2 separate regions of the Mus musculus genome follow, and region 1 is linked to region 2. The links are chromatin loops, found by intact Hi-C in ENCODE. Cell type or tissue: left cerebral cortex. All regions are shown on one strand. Each heading gives the region's core, and the rest is flanking DNA. Links, peaks and the distances in the headings are about the cores only.

Region 1 (7,121 bases), core at 2,229-4,728, 140 kb before region 2:
ATCTGGGTTTCTACCAACCTAAGATCTTGCATGGGAGAGGCTTGGAGTGGTTATAGCGAGGCCAGAGGTAGGCCCAGAAATGGCAAGGCTTACCACACTAGACTCTCCTGATGGGGTTTAGGAGAGACAGAGAGTGTGGAGTTCCAGAAGACCAGCATCCAGGGCAACAAAGCAGACCACTGCTGGGCTCTGATGAGGGCTCCGATCATGTCTTTCAGAGTTTCTCTTTCCACAAACACCATATTTTCATTAAGACTTTGTAGATAACATATGTGCTTTGGTATGTGTGCTATTCTTTTATGAAACAGGCAAAGGGGATTTGAACTGTCTTCTACATTAGTCTAGATTGATTTTACCTAACTCTCCGTGTCTGCCAATCAAATGGCTCCTATTACATCACAGTTGTGGACAAGTAGAAGACTAACCATAACCAGAAACCATGCCTAACAGGGACGTGTTGGGCTCAGGTGCTACCCTTTTCTTCTTAGTCAGCAATAGCTCCATCTCAGAAGTACAGCACAGTAATTGTCAAAACAGCCCTAGGGACTGAGTGGCACCTCCAGGCCCTTTATTTTATTTCTTAACTGGACAGACTTTCATTCCTGGTGGGAGGCATGCATGACAGCCTCACTCTGATCCCTGAGTGTTCTCTGGCCACTGTGTTCACTGCCACTCCTACTTTCTTTCTCAGCTGATTAAGCCACCTGTCTGTGCTCTCGCCACCAGTGACTCAACTAGGGGCTCATCATGCTTATCAGCAGCCTTTAAACTCGTGGTTCTCAACCTTCTTAAGCCCTTCCATACAGTTCCTTGTGTTATGGTGGCCCCCAACCATAAAATTATTTTCGCTGCTACTTCATAACTGTAATTTTGCTACTGTTATGAACCATAATGTAAATCTATTTCAATCTGCTCTCAGGTCTCTAGAAGTCTCACGTTTGGAAAGCAGTAAGTGTACATGGTACAATGGCAGCAACTGTGTACAGGGTACAATGACAGCAAGTGTGTACAGGGTACAATGGTAGCAAGTGTGTGCATGAGACAATGACAGTTTTCTTTATGACAGAGACCTGTTTACAAATGAAAGTTAGTTCAATTAAAAACAATACCTGTATAGGAGTTATTTAAGAGAAATTACTAATATCTTTCCCATATCCAGCTCTTTCAAAGGGATTAACCATTAAGTGTGGCTCCCACTCTGTCCCAGTGCTGCAGGCTCTCGCTTGAGTCCAGAGCAGAAGGAAGAAGGGAAGGTGAGAGACATGAGATCGCTGTGCCTGAGATTGCATGTGCTTAGCTTTGGGGCGTCCCTTCCCTGGTACGTTCTTTCCTTCAGCTCTAGTGGTTATATAATTTGTCTGCAGCCCTTGTTTCGAATGACTCTGTGTTCCAGATTGTCATTAAGAACCTTCCAGCTAGGCGGGACATTTAATGAAATAAAAGCCCATCCTTGCAGTCTTTCAAAACAGTGGTGCTTGATTTTATCATGGGTTTTCTTTCCATTCCCTTTCCCTTTTAGCTTAACTAAGTTGCTACACAGCGGTAGTGCTATTTGAGCCCAAGTCACATGAACTCAAGCCTGAACTATAAAAGGATGCTTCAAAGTAAGAGTTTATTGATTCTTGAAGATGACAATAATGTAGTTCTCTTTTTTGTGGAATACCAAACAACATTTATTAGTTTTTAATTTAGAATTTAACCAAGATGTTCCTTAGTTCTTGCCTAGCATGTAGAAGGGCCTGCGTGCTATCCCCTAGTACACATAACGAGAACATTTTTTTTTTTGAGACAGGATCTCACTATGTATCTCTGGTTGCCCTGGAACTCATTAACTATATAGACCAGGTCGAGCTTGAACTCACAGAGATCTGCCTGCCTTTGTCTCCTAAATGCTAAGATTAAAGGTGTGCGCCATCATGCCAGGTAAGACTTTCTGATTATAACAACTGTCCTCAAACCTTTGGATTGGATCTCCTTCTTACTTTTAAAAATTACTGAGAGATTTTATTTAAAATTTGGAAATTTAAAAAGTGCATAATGATATAGCTGAAGTTAATCTACTCTAGAGGCTGAAGCAAGATTGCTCTAACTAATATCTTACAAGTCAATATGAAATAATGTATTTGCATGAAGTAGCCCTATTTGCTACACGGAAACTTTAATGAAATACACATTATTTTACAGTTTTGAAATTCTTTTTTTTAAAAATAAAGATCTATTTACTTATTTTATGTATGTGAGTACACCGTAACTGTCTTCAGACACACCAGAAGAGGGCGTTGGATACCATTACAGATGTTTGGGAGCCACCATGTGGTTGCTGGGATTTGAACTCAGAACCTCTAGAAGAGCAGTCAGTGCTCTTAACCACTGAGCCATCTCTTCAGCCACAAGTTTTGAAATTATTAGAGATAGTTGACTTAAAAGAGACCATGGTTTATCAAACTGCATTTGTATCTAATGTCTTAACAGAAACAAATCAGCTTTGACTCAGGGGCCCTGATAATGTCAGCCACCGTTGAAAACCACTGGTTTAGAGCAGCATTAGGCTCATGTAGGAAAAATGACATAATAATCATGATTAACAGTGAATACATTTAGAAAGCTTAGATACTAGTCGATTAGTTATTAGGACATAATTTTACAATGTATTTTACACTGTTTCTTCTCTGGGTTTGAGAGATGACTCCGTGTTTAAGAGCATGTGGCTCTTTTGGAGGATCTGGGTTCAATTCCCAGACCCAACCTTATAGCTCAGAACCATCCTAACTGCAATCTCAGGGGATTCTGATCTCAAGGGGCACCCGGCATGCAAACGGTGCACATGCATATGTGCAAGCAAAAAATTCAATAAATATAAAAATGTCTTTAAATCCTATTTTGGCTTAGAAATTGAGATTCATTTTTAAAGTCCTGAAAAGTACTTTTATATGTACTTGATCTTCCTGAGTGCTGGTAACAAAGATATGTAGAGAGAGAGAGACAGGGGAGGATCTTAGAACTTGTCAGTTGCACGTTTACTGTGCCCCCACCACAGTAGATAGAATTAGCATGTTCAGTAGGAAGAGTTCAAAATTTTGAGTTCTACGTAATTTTAGAGCTGACTAGTTTTGTAAATCTGGGAAAATTACTTCACTCCTCTGAGCCACACCCCGTGTGTGTGTGTGTGTGTGTGTGTGTGTGTGTGCCGCCCCACTCCCCCGCCGTGTGCGCGCACGCGTGCTTGATACTGACTATAACTAGGTATCAAGCCCTCCCACATTCAGCTCCAATATCAATAGCTAGTGAATTCCACCTGGGAACAGGTGGGGGCAGCAGTGAGCTGCATGAGCAGGAAAGCAGGTGACTGCACTTAAGACCCAAGGGGGCGAACTTCAGGCTGGATCTAAGCATGATGAAGCAGTGGTATGCAGAAGCCCGGAAGACCAGAGCAAATGCAGGATTAAGACACACATAAGCAGAACCGGAGGTGAGTATGAGAATTAAAGCCAAACGGTCACAAGGTGTAAGACCACCAAGCAGAGCCAGGCCAAGGCCTGGATAGTGTATTCAGGTCCTGCAGAGAAACCCTGCTCTCTGCTTGAGTTCAATGATGAAGAAACACTCCAAAGTGATGGCTTGGGCTGAAGGCATAGGCCTATCCTTAAAACATAATCTGCACAATGGAATGGGGACTTCATTCACAATTAATAGGCCCAGCTAAGGTAAAGGGGAGTGTTTCCCCCTTCTTCAGCCCCCTTTTATCCTTTCTCTTATAACAAAGTGGGTTTTTTTTTCCTTTTCTGTAGGTCATCTCACCTGAGGTGACCAACTTCTTGTCTGGTCTGGAACTGGGAGTTTCTCTGGCACTTGGCACTCTGTTTTAAAGGTGGACAAATTCCAGGTGACATAAGATGAGCTAGTCACTCTACCCCACGTGAAGATGGTTCTCAGCTGGAGCAAGCCAGTTGGATGGATGTTTTGAACAGCCAATGGCCCTCGTCTCACTGAAGGGAGCACACCTGTCAGAAGACAGAATGAATCCGACCCCAGGTGAACAGTCCCATCCAGCTGTGCTCCAGGCCAGTGCTATAGGAAACTTGCTGTGGTATGAGTTAGAAATCCCATTTTTTCATAAAAGTTGAGGTTTTATTTCTGTCATGTGGAGGTCCCAACTGGAAAGGAGTAGAAGAAAAAAAAATAATCTGGTTAATTTTGAGGTCCCTGGAGATGACTGAGCATGGGCAGCTAGTCTAATATAAAACTAGTTTTGAAGTTACCTGAATCTGTCACCCTACAAAGTTGCAACAACTCAAGCAATCAAGAGAACTATGAGCTTGAGCAGGTGACATGTAACCATGACTCTTTCTCTCTGCTTGCTTCACTCGGTGTTTTCCCAAGGGGGAAAAATATTCCATGACCACTGCATTCTGTGTGAGCTACATCTCCAGGGGTATAGTTTGCAGCAAATGTGCCTGCCTCACTAACATGAGAAGCACTGATTGTCAACCTTAAAACAAGTCATGGCAATAGATTCATTTTCACAAGTTCTGTCACACTGAGGGTAACATATATCCCATGGCTCCCACTATATTTCTCAGGATTTGTTATCTGCCTCAAATTTGATCTTTACTCCTCTAGAAAGGCTTGCAGCTTTCCCAGACTCTGTTCAGAATCTAGCATTTATGCTAAGCTTATATGAGATGGCTAGAACAACCAAGACTTCCAGGACTCGAGTTCTGTGTGTGCCATGATAGAATGTGCCCACCCCTCCTTGAACAGATCCAGCTATCTGCAACTTCTAGCTTCTAATCTGTGACAGTAGCATGCCTGAAGATGGTTCGCGTTAACTATCACCATGACAACTCTAGATTCACCTAGGAGGTAACCTCTGGGCATGTCTGTAGGAGGAGGCCATCTTGCTTGTATTGATTGAGATGAGAAGACCTGGCCACCTCTGGCATCCTCATCCCTCGCTGGGATTCTGAACTACGTAAATAGAGAAAGGAGGCTGAGCAGCAGCAAGCACTCCCCTCTCTGCTCCTTGATGCATTACATCATACAGCTGCTCCACACTCCTGCTGCCTTGATGCCTCTGCCGTGATGGACTGTCAGACTATCAGCTAGAAGGACCCTTTCTCTTAAGTTGCTTTTGTCAAGGTATATATATATTTTAGACCCACCAAAAAACTTTTATTAAGTGGAAGTTAGACTTACTTCGTGGTAATTAGCCAGTTACAAAGTACATCTAAATTCACATGTGTGAACATCATAGAAATCAGAATGGTCTTTCTGAAAGACTGGTGTTCTGGCTTGGTTTGTGCCAGTGCAAGCCAAGCGTAGAACCATACGCAGAGTCAGTACAGGTTGATGATGTTGTCAGACTAGATTGGCAACACCATATTCCTTGTTACAGCTAAGCATTACAGAACATGAAAGTCAAGGTATTTTTTATCTCTGAAACTGAAGGTAACACCATTGTGTAAGAGCTTCTCTCTCATGGTAACAGAGAGAAATGGAGGCCAGAACGTGACTCAGGTATCTGAGAAGTGTGAAAAAAACTTACAGGTAAAAGGAGGCTGAACTGGAAGAACAAGGCACGATCAAGTCACAAGTAGTGACGCCATGTTTGAGAAGGAAACTGGCACAAGTAAGCATAGAGGGCTGAATGCTAACCACTTATTTTATAGGAAGAAATACAATTTTAACCAGGACCGAGGATATCTCAAAACTCAGAGGTTCCTGGGGGAAATCTTGACTTTATCTCAAGTCAACCTTCAGAGGAGTAGGCTGAGGATTCTGACGTGAGTCCTGTGTGATGCTTCAGTGTCTTCTTCTTCACACACGGTCTACAGGCTTGATTGATAGCTCTAAATCATCAAAGTAAAATAATCACTATAGCATCACAATTGCTTTAATCCAGTATTCAGTATTGGTCTGGAGCTGAGAAGGTGTACAATAGATAAAACTCCTGCCACACAAGCATGAGGACCTGAGTTTGAACCTTCAGACCCCGAGTAAAGCCAGATGTGGCTGTATGCATCCACAACCCCAGAAATCCTAGGGGAAAATGGGAAGGGAGACAGGAGAGTCTCTGGAAGCTCCCAGGCTGGGTAGGCATTGCTCACACTGGCAAACGACAAAGAGGTTCTGTTTCAAAAAGGGTGGACAGTCTCCTCTCATAAATTCATAAATCCAGTTTTCATATGTTAAGCATCTGCTGTATACCAGTCACCTCTGTACAACAGGCATGTACGTTATGAGACAAAATGGTGGTTTGGACCAAGTGTGAATCCCAAGACTGCCCATGGTGCACCTCCCATAAGTGTTTGAACCCTTGCTTCCAGCTGGTGATGTTGCTCTCTGAAAGGTTGTAAGATTTTGAGGAGGTTGAACTTGATGGAGGAAGTGGGTCACTGGGGGTGAGATTTCATGTCCTGACCAGGCTCCCTTGTCTTCTTTGTTTCCAGACTGCAGATACATCATGACCAGCCAGCCTCATGCTCTCCAGCCCACGATGGAATGGATCCCTTTCAAATGAAAGCCGGAGCAAACCCTTCCTTCCTGGAATTGTTTCTGGACTGGTATTGTGTCAGCAATGTGAAAACAGTTGATACAAATGAGAGGTCAATAAAGCAGCCAACATGTCACAATACACAATGTGTGTATGTATGAGTGTGGCAACTGCATATATGAAGGCTGAAGGATCACTTAGACACACGTTCTCACCTTCCACCCTTTTTGAAACAGGACCTCTTTGTCGTTTGCCAGTGTGAGCAATGCCTACCCAGCCTGGGAGCTTCCAGAGACTCTCCTGTCTCCCTTCCCATTTTCCCCTAGGATTTCTGGGGTTGTGGATGCATACAGCCACATCTGGCTTTACTCGGGGTCTGAAGGTTCAAACTCAGGTCCTCATGCTTGTGTGGCAGGAGTTTTATCTATTGTACACCTTCTCAGCTCCAGACCAATACTGAATACTGGATTAAAGCAATTGTGATGCTATAGTGATTATTTTACTTTGATGATTTAGAGCTATCAATCAAGCCTGTAGACCGTGTGTGAGGCATTGTGCTGATAGATCACATAATGTTAGTAATATTCGCTAAACACTCAGACATTAGGTTGAAGGCTTTGTCTTATTG
Region 2 (7,121 bases), core at 2,254-4,753:
AACATGGTTTGCCTGCCAGAACCCACATCAACCTGACCAGTCATGATACATGAGCGCCCGCAGAAAGCCAGCGCTTCTGGTGCATTGATCTCTTGTTTGAGCTTCCTCAGCACTTACCACCTAACGGCCTGCTCAACTGCTTTTATCTCTAAACCCTTGAGATCAGCCTTCTGTTCACTGGGGTATCCCTGTTGTCTGTCATGAAGCCTCCTAGTCAGTGGCTTCTCAATGAACATTTGATGAGCAGATGAATCCCAGATGATGACTCCAGACAGGAGGTGCAGTTGCTGGTGTGGACTTTCACTGAATGCCAGTGTGCTTTGTAGTTTATGCTCTTCCCACAAAGCCCATTTAAATGTTATTATACCTAGTGAAAGGTTAAAGAATAATGGAGCAATTAAAAAGAGAGCTCTGTGTGGAGATCACCTGCTGTTACTGGTGAAGGACTTTGCCTCTTGGCTGTACTCCCCTGGGGTGATCAGCTCTGGAAAGGGCAATGGAGTTGGCAGGGAAAGATGCTTTTAGAGGTTCCGTGGAGGTGGTCAGTAATAGATTGGAGTTGATAAGCCAAGGTGGCATCGCTGTGGGCCAACGTTTAACTGTTTGTTTGCTGAACTGAACCTGGAGAACATTTGTGTACAGGCCAATCTACTAAAGTTTTATAACCTCCATACAATGGAAAACTTTCTGAATAATTTTTTTTTGGTACTCTGAATACAGAAGAACCTTACTAAAAACCAAGTTTGTTATTGAGGTGATTATAGAGATTTGACAAATGATATAGATGTTCTAGAGTAAGACAGATTTGGGTGTGAATCCCCATCTATCACTTACTGGCCCAAAACTTCCAAAGCCTTATCTATGATAAAGATAAAGATATTTTGTCCTCTCTGCAATTGTAATGAGATTATGAACTGAGTGATGCTTTTGAAGTAGTCAGGCTGATAGAACTGGAACATCACAAATTGCAGCAATTACACTCCCATTTTTTAATTGGGCTGTGTTTTCTGTACTACCTCAAATGCTACATGCTCAGGTTGCAGGTTGTTTAAGGACCCAGGAGAATGTGAGACTGCAAGGGGGCTGTCCTTGGTGGATGAGCCTTCTGGCCAGGTGTTCCTGAGGCTGGCTTGATGCTCTGCCTATGTAATTCTGCCTTGGTAGCCACGCCCCACACCTGCCAGTCAGCAGCCTGCCCTTTGATAACCTCATCATTCATATTCCCTCAAACAATGAGAGGTATGAATTAGCCACTTTGTCAGGATCTGGTGAAGCCCACCTGGCACAGCTGCCTTCTTGGGCTTAACCTTTAGCCTGAGCCCTAATCTCTGTTTTTATCAGCTGTAGCCAGACAGCTAAAAGGCAGTAGAAACTTTAGAGACAGGACTTTAATGACTTGTTTGAATCCAGTGTGACATATACCAGGTTGCTGCCCTCCGCACATCACCCTCAGATCAGGCAGCTTCCCACATAAAGGTTTGTCTGCATTGTTTTTCAGGACTGCTACCTTCTGGTAAACGGGTATTTCCGAGACATTTGAATAACAGTGAGGCAGGATTTAATGTTTTCACAATAACAAATATGGGGTGACTCCTTTAGACTAGATAAGCAACGGTTTGAGAGTTTGTCACATAAAATGTTACTCCATTCATAAAAAAATGTCTGCATAAAAACCCCTTTCAGTTATCTTAAATGGAAAACAAGCTTGCCTATGCACTCTTTGGATGGTGCAATGTAGCAAATAGGAAATAGGCTTCACATAGAACTTCTTGTCTCAGCGGTGGGAAGGAGGCGTGCTACTGGAAGGACTTGACTGTTTGCTGTTTCTTCTTTACCCACGTCACACCTTTTTAAAGCCCATGGGCAGGATTTGAGACGCATTGACAAGGAACTTCTGCCCATTAACAATATATATTTTGGTAGCAGGTAAAGACTGACTCTTCAAATACCTGACTCTAACTAATGATTTGGAATGAGTCTCCATAATCTATACATTGAGATATTTAAAAATGATCTCTAAGCAAAATTTCAACTCACAGATTAGAATAACAGGATGAGTTTTCATTTATAACTTGGCAGAATTTAGCACTAGGATCCTGTCATGTTGGTTGTATTGGTTTTGGGGGAAGTATTTTAAAAATAAAGTTGCTATCATGGAAATGTTTCAATGTGCATATCCAAAACCAGAAACATTTTTCTTGCATAACCTCAGAACTATTGATACTTTAAATAAATATGTCATATTTCTCTAATACTCTTCCAATTCCCCCCTTTCAGTTGATCTATTTTAATTAGCATGTGAGCAAAGGTGTCTTAAATGATGACAGAAATCAGGGCAACGCTCTGTGTGCTAGTTGGTTATTAGGTAGGGCTCCTTTGTCTATGACAAACATTTTTTACCAGGAAAGTTTTTACACATAGAGAATCATTATGAGATTCTTCACTGTTCACATGGTTGTATGACTCTCTTATTAGCTCTGCTCTTGACTTTTTGGTGACCAAGATTTCATAGTCTTTATACTTCTGATTTAATGAGAAAATCAGAGACTATTCCGTGACTCCTCTTCTCTGGGAGGAAGCCTTGAAGAACCCAGGCAAAGTGGATGGCCAATATGCTGTGACATTGCGCTGCTTATAAATCTCGAGAGTATCTTCTCCTCTGACTGGATAGCCACTGCACTTTGTAAGTGTTATTGAGTCTGACTTTCAGCTGACAAGACTTTCTGGGGCATCCCCCAGAGAGCCGGATGCTGCAGGGTTACCAGCAGAGTCACCACCGTGGGTTAGTGAGAAACTAACAAACACCCGATCTAAAACTGGAGCGTTTGGAACAGTGTGTTTACACCTTACGCAATGCCGGTTGTATTTCAACATTTTCCAAAAATATCACACAAAGGTATTTAGAAAGAAGAAAAACAAATCTGGTTTGTAAAGTGTTTGTCTGAGGACTGCCACTGTTGCCATGGGATTCACAGAAGCAGATTTTCACGGCTTCATCAGACCGAGCCTGTTTTTTGAACAGGTTCCGGGGAGAGTGGGCTCCTGCTGCCCTGTTCTGGGTGTTTTCGTTAGACTTAACTCAGCCTTAGGAATATCAACATTTCCTTTGTACAAAAAGTACATTGGGTGATAATGCCTAGGTTTGCTTTTAGCAGACAGCTTTAGCGATACCAGATTTATTTTCCTATCTGCTGCTTGTTTCTAAATAGACATCATGTAACCAGCTTCACACGGCTCGTCTTGGAGCATAGGCAAATGTTAGCTTAATATTTGAGTGCCATCTGCTGTAAGTTCCATGGCATTCAAGCCCATCTGGCTTCCGTGCGGCAAGTCCCCTTTCTTTTTAACATCTCAGTAGAACGCAGCCCAAGCCTCGCACACTGATGGGGCCGACTCTTCCACTGATCACCGCATGGGGCTGCTGTCCAAGGATCATGTTCTCTTGGCTCTCCATGCACCTTTCCCGGAGACTTGTGCTTCAGCTTCGGGAAGCACGTGCAAGCGTGTGATGTAACTAAGCAGTCAGTGTGTTCCTAAGTCCCTTTGCTTTATCTGAAATAGCAGTCTGACTCTCAGTGGGTGAACATTTGCCACCTCAGTAAAGTTACTGAATAAACGATTATTAAGAACAGAGTATATGCTGGGCTTTTTAGAAGACATTGGAATGGAGGGAGTGGAGAACAGGAAGACTGTCTGCTGCCCTGACATCCCATCCATGAAGGAGATTAATGTATCCACACAAATGAACCCAGATAACTCAGAGCAAGGTGGTGATAGGCAGTGTGAAGTTAAGTCCAGTCCAGAGGTATAGGCAGTCTGGTTCATTTCTCTTGACCTACTTTTACTAGCTTTGAAGTCAAGTTGATCTGAACACTGAACATCATGAGAAGACTAATATTTCTATCAGTAGTTGTGGTAGGAGGTTCTAGAGTCAAGCAATCAGAATTGTAAGCAGGTCATGTAGGCTCATCTTTATTTACGTTATTAGACGTGTCTATACCCACACTCTCATGGATTCCTGAATCAAGTACATAGGAATTCCTGGGTAGGAGCTGAGGAGCCTAAGGTGACTAAGACCCAGTCCTTGAAACCAGACATTGGTAGAGACATGCAGCTAAAAATGATGTCACAAAACATTCCAGGCACACTGAAGGCCACACTTACCCCGGCCTCTCTGTGTTGCTGACTTACACTGCAACAGCTGAGCCGTATCTGTATTCATATCTTTCTGTACTTATTTATCCACAGCTTCCAAAATCTGGGGGCCGGGGGATTATTAGTGGAATATTGATCCCGTTCTTCTTCCCGTTCCCCTTTACTTCAAAGGAAGAGATTAGGTTGTCCAAAAGTAATAACAGTATTTGTTTGGTTTACTGGGGGTGGGGTGGCAAATACAGAAATAATTGTTGCTTCAATTGCCCGAGTACCAGTTTCAGATGCTGAAATGATGACACACTACTGCGGGGGGTGGGGTGCAAATGTGTTTTCTACCTGGCTTCTCCCTGTTATGTGGTACATTTGGAGTTACTGCATAGCTTGAGAAACTCAACAGACCTTTGTATAACTGAAATTAAACATTTAACCTCCATAGAGGCCATCAGGGATCAGGTACAAAGTGGGGCAGAGAGGAGGGATGGAGGAAGCTGCACATTCGTATTGGATTGTTCATACTCCCCAGCCTGAAGCCAGGAGCCTGCAGTAACCTGTGTGAAAGCAAAAGTAAAATTGAGTTTGGGGACTAGGGAAAAGCATTGCATGTCCTCTTATTGTATGCTCTTAGGAGTGTTTTTTTAACACAGTAACTCCAGATACCAAGGAGATTTAGGCCACTCCTATTCTTTTGACTACAGAGAGTGTTTTCTTTCAGTCTTATATTACTCAATAGAACCAGAAAACTATTTGTTTGGCCAATAAAAGCTGCACAAACTTCATCTCACTGAACATTCATAATAAGGGCCTGGTTTTCTGATTAGCCATTTCTTTCTACCCCCAGCCCAGTGTGCATGGTTGGCATCAAATACTGTGCTTTTTTGGAGGCACAACTTTCCAGAGAGGCAGACTCTCCTACCGACCATGGTGTTGCTGGTCCCCAACTACAAGGCCAGCATGATGTCTCTCTGGCTGCCCCACTGGCGTGCCCTTGAGTCCTCTTGCCTCTCTGTGGCTGGCAGTTAGATTGTACCGCCAACATCCATCACATCTCTACTGTCTGCACAGGCAACACTGAATTAAAACTAAGAAGCCAGCTTTCCGTCCACTGCATAACCAGTCTGTGAGGTGGGGATGTGTGCTGGTGTTCAGGATCTAGTAACTCAGGGCTTCTAAAGCCTCAAGAGCACAGGCCTTTTGGTGTTGGCAAGTTTCAAACTCTGAGCATTTCTGTTTCCCCTTCCCCTGGTGATGGACCCTGTATACTCATTCATTTCATCCTCCCAAAGACAGAAAGAGCAATCTGCCCACATCAAAATCATTAAACATCGCATGGCATTTGCAGTTTTTTTTTTCAATCTTTCAGTAGATCTTTGAATCTGACAGAGGTCTGGCTGTTCTTGGGGGCAGTGATTCTAAAGTGAAGATTCATGTTCAGAGGTTCTTATCATAGCGTAGTCCCTTTCTCATGGTGTGCCTTTAGGCACCAAAACGCCATCCTGAGTTGACATACTTCAGTTAGCAAGAACAGTTAGCCAGAAGCATAGCCACAGAAGCTGAAGAGCAGGGTCAGTCCACCTAGAGACTTCCCCGGACCTACGGGCTCTGATGGAGTAGGTCTGCACGCTTGTTTTTGGCAGGTGGTACTGTCTACACGTTGAGTTTTATGGTCTGAATGGTACGCCCATCATGACGTCAGTTGTGCTAAGGTCTGGGGCTCTATTACACTTTTGTAAAATTCAGTCGTGCTCTTGTCCCAGCAGACGTGTTGACGTGAATCCTCCGGCTGCTGACAATTACTTCTGGATCTCCACGGTCCATGTGAAAACACACCTTTTCAAAGAGGGAGGTTTTGTTTTTGTCCTGAGAACAATCTTGGAGAGCATTGAACCCACTCAGGTCGCTCTGCAGATGGGTTGAGCAAGGAACAGGCAGCTATGACTGAATCTCGAACCAACCGGGACCAGCAGACTACAGCTGGTGACTGTTTTATATCAGATCTATTCAGACACAATCCACAAGCCAGAAAATTCACCATTCTGACATCCATAGTCCACGGGTTATTTCTTCATTTACGCTCCTGTCACCACAGTGTAACATTTCCAGTATTCCTGACGGAAACTCTGCCCTGTAGCTCACTCTTCCTCTGCCTCCTCTCTTGAAGGCCCCGCAAATCACTAATCTGCCTTCTAGTTCTTCAGAGTTGCCTGTTATGCGTATATTTCAGATAGGAGTCAAATAATATGTGTTTATTTGTATCTTATTTTTTCTCTTAAACATCAGTTTGTAGCAGGTGTCAATATGACACTCTTACAGCCGACTAACACTCCATACAGGAGATACAACACATTGTTTTTACCCAGTCATTTGAATGGGTTGTTCCCATTTTTTTTCTATTTTGAATAACTCTGTACCATGAGCCTTCATGTGAAGATTTTTGTGAGGATACATGCTTTCATGTACTTTTACCCAGCAGTGGGCCTGCTGGGTCATGAGGAAACTAGATTCAATACAATGTAAATGTAGGCTTTTTAGGTTTTGTTTCAGTCTTCTGATTTATACATCTTTTCTTATTTAATACCATGTATTATGGATTTTCAGGAAGTGAAATCTGGAAGAAAAAAGGTAGCTTCGCTATTTTACAATGTGTCATGAGTCTAGTGTCTCTTCATCCTCGCAGATTACACACACACACACACGTACACATACATGTTCACATACACATACATATAGTGCTCATCTTAGTGGTTTTGATTTGCATTTCACTCATGACTAATGCTTTCTAAATATTTTCTCGTTTACTTTTCAGTTGCTTGTGTTTCTTCTTTGTAGAGTTCACTCTTGTTTGTCTATTTTCAAATGATTAATTTCTTGTTGTTGAGCTGTAAGAACTCTTTACATATTCTGGATCAATCAGATGTTTTCTCTTAGTCTGTGAATTCTGTTTTCACTATTTTTGTGGCTTGAGCCAA

What was found. A loop is a pair of places that touch in the nucleus more often than their neighbours do. Peaks named below come from ENCODE experiments on the same cell type or tissue, not always from the same donor. Only the 100,000 strongest peaks of a DNase experiment are listed, where the experiment ranks them.
Region 1: a loop joins it to region 2, with 4 times the contacts of the local background. A loop is called at or near these places in 11 of 42 quality-filtered maps.

What each region holds. Positions count from the first base shown.
Region 1 is chr12:72,424,161-72,431,281 of GRCm38, reverse strand. It overlaps Gm33487 (a long non-coding RNA gene), which reads left to right. Exons shown (of 3, transcript XR_381676.2): 1 at 1-1,604; 2 at 3,789-4,032; 3 at 6,450-6,634. Among named protein-coding and RNA genes, the nearest start is that of Gm33487, 4.6 kb to the left of the region's middle. In left cerebral cortex, for the core only: CTCF peaks have their summits at 2,271 (motif pointing right) and 3,316; a DNase peak (open chromatin) is centred at 3,303.
Region 2 is chr12:72,281,799-72,288,919 of GRCm38, reverse strand. All of the region lies in intron 3 of Rtn1 (reticulon 1), which reads left to right. Gm52013 (a long non-coding RNA gene) reads right to left here. Exons shown (of 3, transcript XR_003950281.1): 3 at 5,495-7,121. Among named protein-coding and RNA genes, the nearest start is that of Gm52013, 25 kb to the right of the region's middle. In left cerebral cortex, for the core only: a CTCF peak has its summit at 3,369; DNase peaks (open chromatin) are centred at 3,313 and 4,183; H3K4me3 peaks cover 922 bases; H3K27ac peaks cover 1,561 bases.